Linked DNA regions of Homo sapiens: region 2 is linked to region 1. A link is an interaction called in ENCODE POLR2A ChIA-PET data of the cell type or tissue named here. Cell type or tissue: K562. All regions are shown on one strand. Each heading gives the region's core, and the rest is flanking DNA. Links, peaks and the distances in the headings are about the cores only.

What was found. Peaks named below come from ENCODE experiments on the same cell type or tissue, not always from the same donor. Only the 100,000 strongest peaks of a DNase experiment are listed, where the experiment ranks them.
Region 2: POLR2A ChIA-PET joins it to region 1 with 6 read pairs; 8 of 35 experiments call an interaction of 5 or more read pairs at or near these places.

Annotation. Positions count from the first base shown.
Region 1 is chr19:50,013,411-50,019,479 of GRCh38, reverse strand. VRK3 (VRK serine/threonine kinase 3) reads left to right here. Exons shown (of 15, transcript NM_016440.4): 3 at 3,317-3,456. The coding sequence starts at 3,318. Among named protein-coding and RNA genes, the nearest start is that of VRK3, 8.9 kb to the left of the region's middle. In K562, for the core only: no CTCF peak of the experiment used is centred there; a DNase peak (open chromatin) is centred at 3,047.
Region 2 is chr19:49,937,722-49,943,790 of GRCh38, reverse strand. No RefSeq gene overlaps it. Among named protein-coding and RNA genes, the nearest start is that of MIR4751, 7.7 kb to the right of the region's middle. In K562, for the core only: no CTCF peak of the experiment used is centred there; no DNase peak of the experiment used is centred there.

The DNA of each region.
Region 1 (6,069 bases), core at 832-4,831:
ACAAGCAACTTCTAAATCTTAGTAGTTTATCACAATCACACATTATTTCTCGCTAATACAACTTTCCAGGCACCAGCCTCTATACAGTTTAAAAATACATATATTTTTAATTAGCCAGGCATGGTGGCCCACGCCTGTAATCCTAGCTACTCGGGAGACTGAGGCAGGAGAATCGCTTGAACCCGAGAGGTGGAGGTTGCAGTGAGCCGAGATCGCGCGACTGCACTCCAGCCTGGGTGACAGAGCGAGACTCCGTCTCAGAAAAGAAAAAATTTTTGTTTAATTTTTTTTCTTTTTTTTTTTTTTTTTTTTTTAGAGACGGAGTCTCGCTCTTTCTCCCCGGCCGGACTGCAGTGGTGCTATCTCGGCTCACTGCAAGCTCCGCCTCCCGGGTTCATGCCATTCTCCTGCCTAAGCCTCCCGAGTAGCTGGGATTACAGGCGCCTGCCACCGCGCCCAGCTAATTTTTTGTATTTTTAGTAAAGATGGGGTTTCACCGTGTTAGCCAAGATGGTCTCGATCTCCTGACCTCGTGATCCGCCCGCCTCGGCCTCCCAAAGTGCTGGGATTACAGGCATGAGCCACCGCGCCCGGCCTTTTTTTTAATTTTTAATTTACCTGGGTACATAGTAGGTGTATATATTTATTGGGTACATCTAGGCAATTTGGTCTTGTGACACCAGTGTCAACACCCAGGTTTGCCTGGCAGAGAGGGAAGAGGCAGTGAGACCTCTAGCTTCACAAAAATGCTCACCAGTATTTGTGCCTTTGAGAAAGAGATGTTATTTTACATATTATTAGCAGGACAACAAATCACTAAGTTAGTCTGGCTAACTTAAGTTAGAATGACTGGCTTTCTAGAGAGTAAAAGATACTTGACCAACAGCCTTTGCAGTCCAGATGTCTTACATGACTCCTTTGTTTGAAAAAACAGAAGGGCAGATTTATGCCACAGAGTGTTTCTGCTCTTCTGCAGCCTGAGGAAAAGGAATCCAGGACCCCTTCTCTCCTCATGTGGCTGAGATTTCTTTCACCAGCTGATGGGGATGGCCTGTGGTTTTTAAGGACAAGCTCTATAATTTCAAAAGTCAGTACCTAGAGGAAATAGACAGGCCTGAGGAGCTCAGAACTTCCTATCAAAGAAGAAAGGGAAGAATAGAAATATTAATGACTGGAATATAGTAACTTGGGTACAAGGCATGATATGGTCACAGCAAGCACTAACATAAAAGGCTTTCTATGGGCCAGGCCCTGTTCTCAGCACCTCATATAAATGTATTCATTTAGACCTCATCGACCATTCTATCAGATAGGAGCTGGGAGAAGCCCCATTTTACAGTGGGGTAGACTGTGACACAGAGAGGTTAAGTAGCTTGCCCAGCATGTAGCAGATCTGGGATTGAAATCTGGCAGCCTGGGGCCAAACCTGTGATTTTAAGGACTCCACTGTTTGCATTTGCAACAGAAGCCAGCCTTTACAGTGAATAAAGGAAAAGGGTTTGATCAGAATGGTCTCTTGCAGCCAGGGTGGTAGCTCATGCCTACAATCCCAGCAGTTTGGGAGGCTGAGGCCGGAGGATTGCTGGAGGCCAGGAGTTCCAGACCAGCCTGGGCAACATAGTGAGACCCCGTCTCTAAAAAAAAAACTTAAAAAATTAGTCAGTTGTGGTGGCACATACCTATAGTTCCAGCTACCTGGGAAGATTGCTTGAGCCCAGGAGTTTGAGGCTGCAGTGAGCCATGATTATGCCACTGCATTCCTCCCTGGTGACAGAGTGAGACCCTATCTCTAAAAAAATTTAAAAATGAATATTCTCTTTCAAGGTGAAATTAAATCACAAGCCCATGTTTATATTAACTTCTATTTCAATAGTTTCACTTTTTTTTTTTTTTTTTTTTTTTTTTGAGGCAGAGTTTCACTCTTGTTACCCAGGCTGGAGTGTGATGGTGAGATCTCGGCTCACCACAACCTCTGCCTCCCGGGTTCAAGTGATTCTCCTGCCTCAGCCTCCCGAGTAGCTGGGATTACAGGCGTGCACCACCACGCCTGGCTAATTTTATATTTTTAGTAGAGACGGGGTTTCTCCATGTTGGTCAGGTTGGTCTTGGACTCCTGACCTCAGGTGATCCGCCCACCTCGACCTTCCAAAGTGCTGGGATTACAGGCACGAGCCACCGTGCCCGGCCAATAGTTTCACTTTTAATTGCTAATGTACAGTAAGCCTGAGACTATAAGAACAAATAAATGGCCTTTTTTTGTTGCTGCTGTTTGTTTTGTTTGTTTGAGACAGAGTTTTCACTCTTCTTGTCCAGGCTGGAGTGCAATGGCATGATCTTGGTTCACTGCAACCTCCACCTCCCGGGTTCAAGCAACTTTCCTGCCTCAGCCTCCTGAGTAGCTGGGATTACAGGTGCATGCCACCACACCTAGCTAATTTTTTTTTGTATTTTTAGTATAGACAGGGTTTCACCATGTTGGACAGACTGGTCTCAAACTCCTAACCTCAGGTGATCTGCCTGTGATGGCCTCCCAAAGCGCTGGGATTACAGGCTTGAGCCACCGCACCCGGCGTATTGCTCTTTGTTAGATGCTCGTTACAAATAGCACTGCCATAATGAAGGGCAATACAAACTGCCTGTTGTACTTCATCCTTGTTAATTTCCCTTCTTCACTTAACTGGCTTAAAACTCTTCTATATCCTCATTTGTCATAGTCTCAGTATGTAATTTGGACTTTTAAAAAGTATCAGGAATTAGCTCAGAGAGATGCAAAGCATAGAGAGTAATTTAGTGAACACTCATCATTCTACTAAATTAGTCAGGATAGAATAGGCTGTGCTGCCATGACAAATAAACCCTGAAATCTTGGTGGCTCAATACAGCAGAAGTGTATTTGTTGATCATGAGGTTCCAGTGTGGACCAGGCAGCCCTCCTTCATCTTGCTATGTCAGTTGGGAGCCATGGCCTCCAGGGCCATCCCTGCAGGTGGAGGGGGAGGCAGAGGAGGTATTCTGACTCCTAACTGCCTCGGCCATGAGATGACTCTACTCACACCCCATTGGCCAGAATTAGTCATGTGGCCTCTACCTTGCTGCAAGGGAACCTGGGAAGTATAGGGGAGCATATTGATATTTGGGGAACATTGACTGTCACTCCCATTCCCATTGCATGTTTTAAGAAGTGAACATCACAAACAGTTGAAGACCCTGGTTGTGCCTCCTGCCACTCACCCTGTGATTAAGAGCAGTTCAACAATACTTCCACTGACCTTCAGCTGGCCCGTTTCACTTTGTGTTTGTTCATTCTGTTTTGTAGCATGATCTCCTTCTGTCCAGACTGTGGCAAAAGTATCCAAGCGGCATTCAAATTCTGCCCCTACTGTGGAAATTCTTTGCCTGTAGAGGAGCATGTAGGGTCCCAGACCTTTGTCAATCCACATGTGTCATCCTTCCAAGGTAAGAACCAGAGCATTGAGCCTGTTTCTGCGGTGGGAATAAGGTGCATACACGTGTGTGTCTGCGGAGGGAGGATGCCTTTGCAGCCTGTCTGACCCTGTCCTGACACTGGAGAAGCCCAGGCCTCAGGACTGGACCCCTCTGTCTACCATCAGTCTCTTGGCCTCTTATTGGCCTCATGGCTTTGAACACTGTCTCCATGTTAACATCTCCTTCATTTCTATCTCCAGCCAGCCTGGACTCCCCTGCTTGGAGGAGATATATGTGCAGCCTGCCAGCTTGGCACCTGCAGGTTGAGTATCCCTTATCCGAAATGATGAGGACTGGAAGTATTCTGATTTTGGATTTTTTCAGATTTTGGGATATTTGCATTATACTTACTGGTTGAGCATCCTGATTCAAAAATCTGAAATCTGGCTGGGCACAGTGGCTCATGCCTGTAATCCTAGCACTTTGGGAGGCTGAGGCAGGCAGAGCACTTGAGGTCAGGAGTTCAAGACCAGCCTGGCCAACATCCTGAAATCTCATCTCTACTAAAAATACAAAAATTAGCTGGGCATAGTGGCGCATGCCTGTAATCCCACCTACTTGGGAGTCTGAGGCAGGAGAATTGCTTGAACCCAGGAGGCGGAGGTCGCAGTGAGCCGAGATTGCACCATTGCACTGCAGCTTGGGCAACAGAGTGAGACTCGATGTCAAAAAAAAAAAATCTGAAATCCACAGTAGTCCAGTGAAATTTCCCTTGAGCATCCTGTTGACACTCAAAGTTTCAGATTTTGGAGCATTTTGCATTTCAGATTTCCGGATTTGGGATGCTCAGCCTGTGTTGGATGTCCTGGTCACATCTTAGTCTGAACATGCCTTCACCTGAGCTCCTGGTGTTCCTGCCGCCTGCCCTAGACTTCCCCATTGCCATGAATAGCACTCCATTCATCCAGTTTCCCAGGCCGGACCCTGGGGATCATCCTTGAGTTCTCTTTGTCTCGCACCCCGTGACACACCCACCCCTTCAGCAAATCTTGTTGGCTCCCTCTTTACAATCAGTGCAGTATCAGCCCACTTCCTTCTCCGCACCTCCCACATCCCTGGTCCTCACCTCTCTTATGCAGAAGCCTTCTTGCCCTCTGCTCCCCTCTCTTGTCCCTGTAGTCGTCTTCACGCAGCCACCAGAGAGATCCTGTGAATACAGTCAGAGCCCATCATTCCTCTGCTCATACTTCCCCAAGTGAGGTGAAGGGACCAGGTCCCCATTTCCCCTCAGACCCCACCTCCCGACCCTCCTGCTATTCCAGCCACACTGGCCTCCTGGCTGCCCCTCCACACCTCAGCACGCCTGGGCCTCAGCCTGTGCGCTTGCCGCTCCCTCCTGGACGCCTCTTCCCTTATGGGCCTGCATGCCCCACTCTTTCACTGCCTTCAGGTTTTGTTTTTAGTTGTTTTTGTTTTTGAGACTGAGTCTTGCTCTTTCGCCCAGGCTGGGGTGCAGTGGCGCAATCTTGGCTCACTGCAACATCTCGGCTCACTGCAACCTCCGTCTCCCAGGTTCAAGCAATTCTCCTGCCTCAGCCTCCCAAATAGCTGGGATTACAGGCGCCTGCCACCAAGCCCAGTTGATTTTTTGTATTTTTAGTAGAGACAGGGTTTCACCATGTTGGCCGGCTGGTCTCAAATTCCTGACCTCAAATGATCCACCCGCCTCGGCCTCCCAAAGTACTGGCATTACAGACGTGAGCCACCATGCCCAGCTTTGTTTTTTTTTAAACAGTCTCGCTCTGTCACCCAGGCTGGAGTGCAGTGGCCCCAATCTCAGCTCACTGCAATCTCCGCCTCCCGAGTTCAAGTGATTCTTGTGCCTCAGTCTCCCGAGTAGTTGGGATTACAGGTATGTACCACCATGCCCGGCTGATTTTTATATTTTCAGTAGAGATGGGGTTTCACCACGTTGGCCAGGCTGGTCTTGAACTCCTGGCCTCAAGTGATCTACCTGCCTCAGCCCCCCAAAGTGTTGGGATTACAGTCATGAGCCACTGCGCCCAGCCATGCCTTCAGATATTTATTCAATTGTTACTTTCTCAGAGACACTTTCCCTACCACTACTAATTAAAGTTGCATCTTCCCTCTATGCAATGATCCTGTCCCCCTTCCTTGCTGTGTATTTCTTTTTGGTACTTGTCTCAACCCTATTAAATACATTATTTTGCTTGGATTGCTTCTTCTGTAAGCTCCATAAGGACAGAAACTTTTTGTGTTTCTGTAACCTGTGTTGATTGTGGTTTTGTAACCTGCTGTTTGCACAGCACCTGGGTCTGTGCCTGGCATGGTATTGGGTGCTGAGAAATCTTACTGACTGGTTGAATGAATTAATTAAATATCAGTAGTAGGTCTTGCTCACTGGAAGGCCCAAGCCCAGATACTATATTGGTAAATCAAAGAAGGTTTATCCATCGGACAGTTGTGCAGAAGGCAGTCAGCATACATGGCGGGGAGTCAAGTGACATTCATTTTATCATTTGGGAGTGTGTTTAGCTGCAGATAACAGAAAATGCTATGACAAGGGTTTAAACAAATGATTAGGTTTATTTCTTCTTTTCTTTCACTGGCAAGTATGTAGAG
Region 2 (6,069 bases), core at 1,119-5,118, 76 kb after region 1:
TTTGCAAGTATTGTCTCCCATTCAACATACTGTCTGTTCATTCCATTGGCTGTTTCCTTTTCTGCGAAGAAGCTTTTGGTTTAATGTAGTCCCATCTGTCTATTTTTGTTTTTGTTGCCTGTTCTTTTGAAGTCTTAACCATAAAATCTTTGCCTAGACCAATGTCTTGGATAATTTTTCCTATGTTTCATTTTAGTAGTTTTATACTTTCAGGTCTCACGCTTAAGTTTCTATTCCATTTTGAGTCGGTTTTTGTATATGGTGAGAGATGGGGGTCTAATTTCATTCTTCTGCATATGGATACCCAGTTTTCTCAGCACCATCTATTGAAGAGGATGTCTTTTTCCCAATGTAAGTTCTTGGCACCTTCGTTGAAAATCAGTTGGCTGTAAATATGTGGGTTTATTTCTGGGTTCTCTGTTCTGTTCCCCTGGTCTATGTGTCTGTTTTTATAGCAACACCATGCTGTTGTGGTTATTATAGCTTTATAATACATTCTGAAGTCAAGTAGTGTGGTGCCTCCAGCTTTGTTCTTTTTGCCCAGGATTGCTCTGGTTATTCAAGCTTTTTTGGTTCCATACGAATTTTAGGATTGCTTTTCCTAAATTGTCATTGGTTTCTTGCTAGGGATTGCATTCAATCCATAGGTTGCTCTGGGTAGTAATGTTATCTTAACAATATTCTTCCAATCCATGAGTACAAGATGCCTTTCCATTCGTTTGCATCTTCAGCTTCTTTCATCAGTGTTTTGTAGTTTTTCTTGTCAAAGTCTTTCATTTCCTTAGTTAAATTTATTCCTAAGTTTCTTCTTCTTTTTCTTTTTTTTTTTTTTGTAGCTATTGTAAATGGGATTGCTTTCTTGATTTCTTTTTCAGCCAGTTCATTATTGGTGTATAGGTTTGCTACTGATTTTTGTATGTTGATTTTGTATCCTGCCACAATTGGTTTATCAGACCTAAAAGTTTTCTGATGAAGTTTTTCTAAGTATAAGATCATGCAATCTGCAAATAAGGACTATTTGACTTCCTGTTTTCCAATTTGGATACCTTTTGTTTCATTATCTTGTCTGATTGTTCTGGCTAGGGCTTCTGGTACTATGTTTAATAGGAGTGGTAGAGGTAGACTTCCTTGTCTTATTCTAGTTCTTTGAGAAAAGGTTTTCAGCTTTTCCCCATTCAGTATAACGTTCGTTGTGAGTTTGTCATAGATGGCCTTTATTGTGTTGAGATATGTTCCTTCTATGCCTAGAGACTTGAAAGTTTTTCGGTTTTGGGTTTTTTTTTGTTTTGTTTTGTTTTTTGAGACAGTCTTGCTCCATCACCCAGGCTGGAGTGCAGTGGCACGATCTTGGCTCACTGCAAGCTCCGCCTCCCGGGTTCATGCCATTCTCCTGCCTCAGCCTCCTGAGTAGCTGGGACTACAGGTGCCCGCCAGCACGCCCAGCTAATTTTTTTGTATTTTTAGCCAGGATGGTCTCGACCTCCTGACCTCGTGATCCGCCCACCTCGGCCTCCCAAAGTGCTGGGATTACAGGCATGAGTCGCCACGCCCAGGCTGTTTGTTTGTTTTTTGAGACAGAGTCTCACTCTGTTACTCAGGCTGGAGAGCAGTGGCACAATCTCGGCTTACTGCAACCTCCGCCTCCTGGGTTCAAGTGATTCCCCTGCCTCAGCTTCCTAAGTAGCTGGGATTACTGGCGCCCACCACTATGCCCGGCTAAGTTTTGTATTTTTAGTAGAGACAGGGTTTCGCTATGTTAACCAGGCTGGTGTTGAACTCCTGACTTTAGATGATCCACCCGCCTCGGCCTCCCAAAGTGCTGGGATTACAGGCATGAGCCACCATGCCCAGACCTCACTGAAATTCTTTAATAGCAATATTTTGAATCCTTTTTCTGGCTGTAGGGACTAGCCCCACAGGGTCAGTGGGTTTTTCTCCCCGTGTGCGGAGACAAGAGATTGTAGAAATAAAGACACAAGACAAAGATTAAAAAAAAGACAGCTGGGCCCGGGGGACCACTACCACCAAGACGTGGAGACCCGTAGTGGCCCCGAATGTCTGGCTGTGCTGTTATTTATTGGATACAAAGCAAAAGGGGCAGGGTAAAGAGTGTGAGTCATCTCCAGTGATAGGTAAGGTCACATGGGTCACGTGTCCACTGGACAGGGGGCCCTTCCCTGCCTGGCAGCCAAGGCAGAGAGAGAGAGGAGAAAGAGAGAGAGACAGCTTATGCCATTATTTCTGCATATCAGACTTTTAGTACTTTCACTAATTTTGCTATTGCTATCTAGAAGGCAGAGCCAGGTGTACAGGATGGAACATGAAGGTGGACTAGGAGCTGAAGCACAGCATCACAGGGAGATGGTTAGGCCTCCGGATAACTGCAGGCGAGCCTGACTGATGTCAGGCCCTCCACAAGAGGTGGAGGAGTAGAGTCTTCTCTAAACTCCCCCGGGGAAAGAGAGACTCCCTTTCCTGGTCCGCTAAGTAGCGGGTGGTTTTCCTTGACACTGAGGCTACCACTAGACCACTGTCCGCTTAGCAACAGGCGTGTTCCCAGACGCTGGCGTTACCGCTAGACCAAGGAGGCCTCTAATGGCCCTGTCCGGGCATAACAGAAGGCTCGCACTCTTGTCTTCTGGTCACTTCACACTATGTCCCCTCAGCTCCTATCTCTGTATGGCCTGGTTTTTCCTAGGTTATGATTGTAGAGCGAGGATTATTATAATATTGGAATAAGGAGTAATTGCTACAAACTAATGATTAATGATATTCATATGTAATCATGTCTGTGATCTAGATCTAGTATAACTCTTGTTGTTTTATATATTTTACTATACTGGAACAGCTCGTGCCCTCGGTCTCTTGCCTCGGCACCTGGGTGGCTTGCCGCCCACACTGGCACTTTATAAATTTCTTTTCATTGGAATTTGTTGTGTGAGCATTATCACACTCCTTTGGAGGTTTCATATTTTCTTGCTTTTTCAAGTCTCTTATGTCCCTACATTGATTTTTGCGCGTCTGGTGTAACAGTCACTTCTTCCCATTTTTTGGATTGGCTTTCATAACGGAAGACTTTTTCATGAAGACATCGTATCTGTGGTGTTCACTGGGTAATGCTCTTCAGCTTTGATTCTAGCGTGCAGTCATGTAGTCTCTATGATTTTTTCAGCTACAAACAGCATTAGTAGTGTCTGACTTCCTCAGTGGCTTAGGATGTGGTTGTCACTGGAGGCTGTATTGAGACTTTGCTGGGGATGGGATGCCAGGTGGGTCAATCCTTGGCCTCCAGTGGTGACAGAGGCAGGCTGAGCATACCTATCCTTTGGCCTTTGGGGGTATACACAAGTACTGGTGTTAACAGGTCCAGATGGGCCAATTCATGAACCTCCACGTGGCTCACTTTGGTGCCAGCAGGGGCAGCAGTCAGCAAGGATGATGAGTGGGTCCTTGGGTCCCTGGGCTGCATGCATGGCATGATGGTGGCAGTGGCAATGGTGGGACAATCCTTAACTTCCCAGGCAGCAAACACTGGTGTTACCAGTGGCTGAGATGGGCTAGGTGGGTGATGCATGTCAGTGTGTGCCAGTGGTGATGGTGGCAGCAGGCTGGGTAGACCCATCCTCAGACCCCCAGGAGGAGTATATAGATACCAGTGGTGGCAGATGGGCAGGGCAATGCCAGGGCCCTAGGCAGCATGCTTGGGCATTGTGGGGAGCAGTGCCTGACTGGGTGGGCCCGTCCTCAGGCCCTGTGGTGGTGCACGTGGGTGCAGGTGGTGAACAGGCTGAGGCAATCCCTTGGCTGCTATGTGGCATGCTTGGGTGTTAGTGGTAGTGGCAGTTGTCGGCAAGGAGATCCTGTCCTCAGGGCATGTACAAATGTGCATGGCACTGCTGCTGGTGCAGGGGCAGGACTGCTGTCAATGGCAGCAGCCCCAGGCATGCAGCTCTCAGGCTCTGGGAAATACATGCTTTGGCCCCTGGTGAGGTGTCGGTAGTGGCCGTGGCCGTGGTGGCAGTCCTTTGTTTATTTTAGCCTATATTTTTTTTTTTTTTTTTTTGAGACAGAGTCTCACTCTGGCCCAGGCTGGAGTGCAGTGGTGCAATCTCGGCCCACTGCAAGCTCCGCCTCCCAGGTTCACACCATTCTCCTGCCTCCGCCTCTCGAGTAGCTAGGAGTACAGGCGCCTGCCCCCACACCCAGCTAACTTTTTTTTTTTTTTAATTTTAGTAGAGACACAGTTTCACCATGTTAGCAAGGATGGTCTCAATCTCCTGACCTCGTGATCCGCCCACCTCAGCCTCCCAAAGTGCTGGGATTACAGGCGTGAGCCACTGCGCCCAGCCTTAATTTTTTTTTTATTTTTTATTTTTGTTAAGACAGAGTCTTGCTCTGTCACCCAGGCTAGCATGCAATGGCACAATCTTGGTTCACTGCAACCTCTGCCCCCTGGGTTCAAGTGATTCTCCTACTTCAGCCTCCCAAGTAGCTGGGATTACAGGCATACACCACCACACCCAGCTAATTTTTGTATTGTTTGTAGAGACAGGGTTTCGCCATGTTGCCCAAGATGGTCTCGAAATCCTGGACTCAAGTGATCCTCCCACCTTGGCCTCCCAAAGTGCTGGGATTACAGGCGTGAGCCACCGCGCCCGGCCTCCTTCACTTGCTTTCACTTTACTCTGCTGGCTCACTCTTGAATTCTTTTCTGCACGAAGCCAACAACTCATGTGGCCTCCCAGGCTGAATCCCAATTTGGGGGTTCACCCTGTGACATTACAGTGACTTATTTATTTAATCTAGCTATTCTCCTGACCCAGGCAGAAACAGAGTTTCATTCGAGTCCCAGCACTGATGCCAACAGGGGGCCAATGTCCTCTGCGGGAGGATTTCACTCGGGGCTTGAGCAGCTATCCCAAGGGAGCTGGCTCCACTTCCACCCCAAGCAAGCAAGCACAAGGCCGAGGGAAGGCCATCTGGGCTGGGAGTCAGACCACTGGACTCAACTTGGAGATCTTCCTGCAGAAAAAAAAAAAAAAAATGTGGGCTTGGTGATTCACTACCCTGTTCTTGTCCTTGGTTTTCTCTTCTGTAAAATAAGAAATTTTTTTTGAGACAGGGTCTCACTCTGTCACCCAGGCTGGAGTGCAGTGGTGTGATCTCATCTCACTGCAACCTCCGCCTCCCGGGTTCAAGCGATTCTCCTGCCTCAGCCTCCTGAATAGCTGGGATTACAGGCGCATGCCACCACGCCTGGCTAATTTTTGTATTTTTAGTAGAGACGGGGTTTCACCATGTTGGCCAGGCTGGTCTCGAACTCCTGACCTTAGGTGATCCGCCCGCCTCGGCCTCCCGAAGTGCTGGGATTACAGGTGTGAGTGACTGCGCCCAGCCTAAAATGGGAATTTTTAACAACGGGTTCGACAAACATGCACCATCCCTTCTGAGCGCTTTGCATGTATTAACTTACGCAATGCCCGGAACCCTATGAAGTGGCTGCTGTTATCACTGCCATTTTATAGTGGAGGGAACCAAGGCACAGCGAGGCCAAGCACTATTCCCAAGGTCACACAGCCAGCAGGTGGCCGGGCGGGGCTCTATCCCGTGCTGTCAGGCACCAGAGAGACTCGGCTCTTCGGCCCCAGGCCGGAGCCTCCCTGCACTGACGGGATCGCGAATGGGGTTTGTGTGTGTCCTCCCCACTGGGATGCGAGCTCCGGGGGCGGGGACCCCTTCTGGCGCGGGAGGCATTTAATGAGCTCTCTGGAGAAAGAGAGTCTTAGGAGAGCCAATTCCCTTCTTAGCCGCCTAAAACCCCCTGCAGGGGTCTGCTTTGTGAACTGTATTCGAAGTCAGGGCTTCTAGTCCCCGTAAACCGACCAGAAGGAAATCACCGGCTTGGACGGTCTGAGTCTGGGATGGAGCAAAACCCACTCCCGGCGGGGTACGCGCGCCACCTGGCGGCAGACTCCTGCTAAGACAAACTCCGCCCAGAGGCCAGAAATGATTGGTTTTGGAAGCGTGGGGTCTGCAAACCGGCTATTGTCTGAAAATCAGTATGTCAAG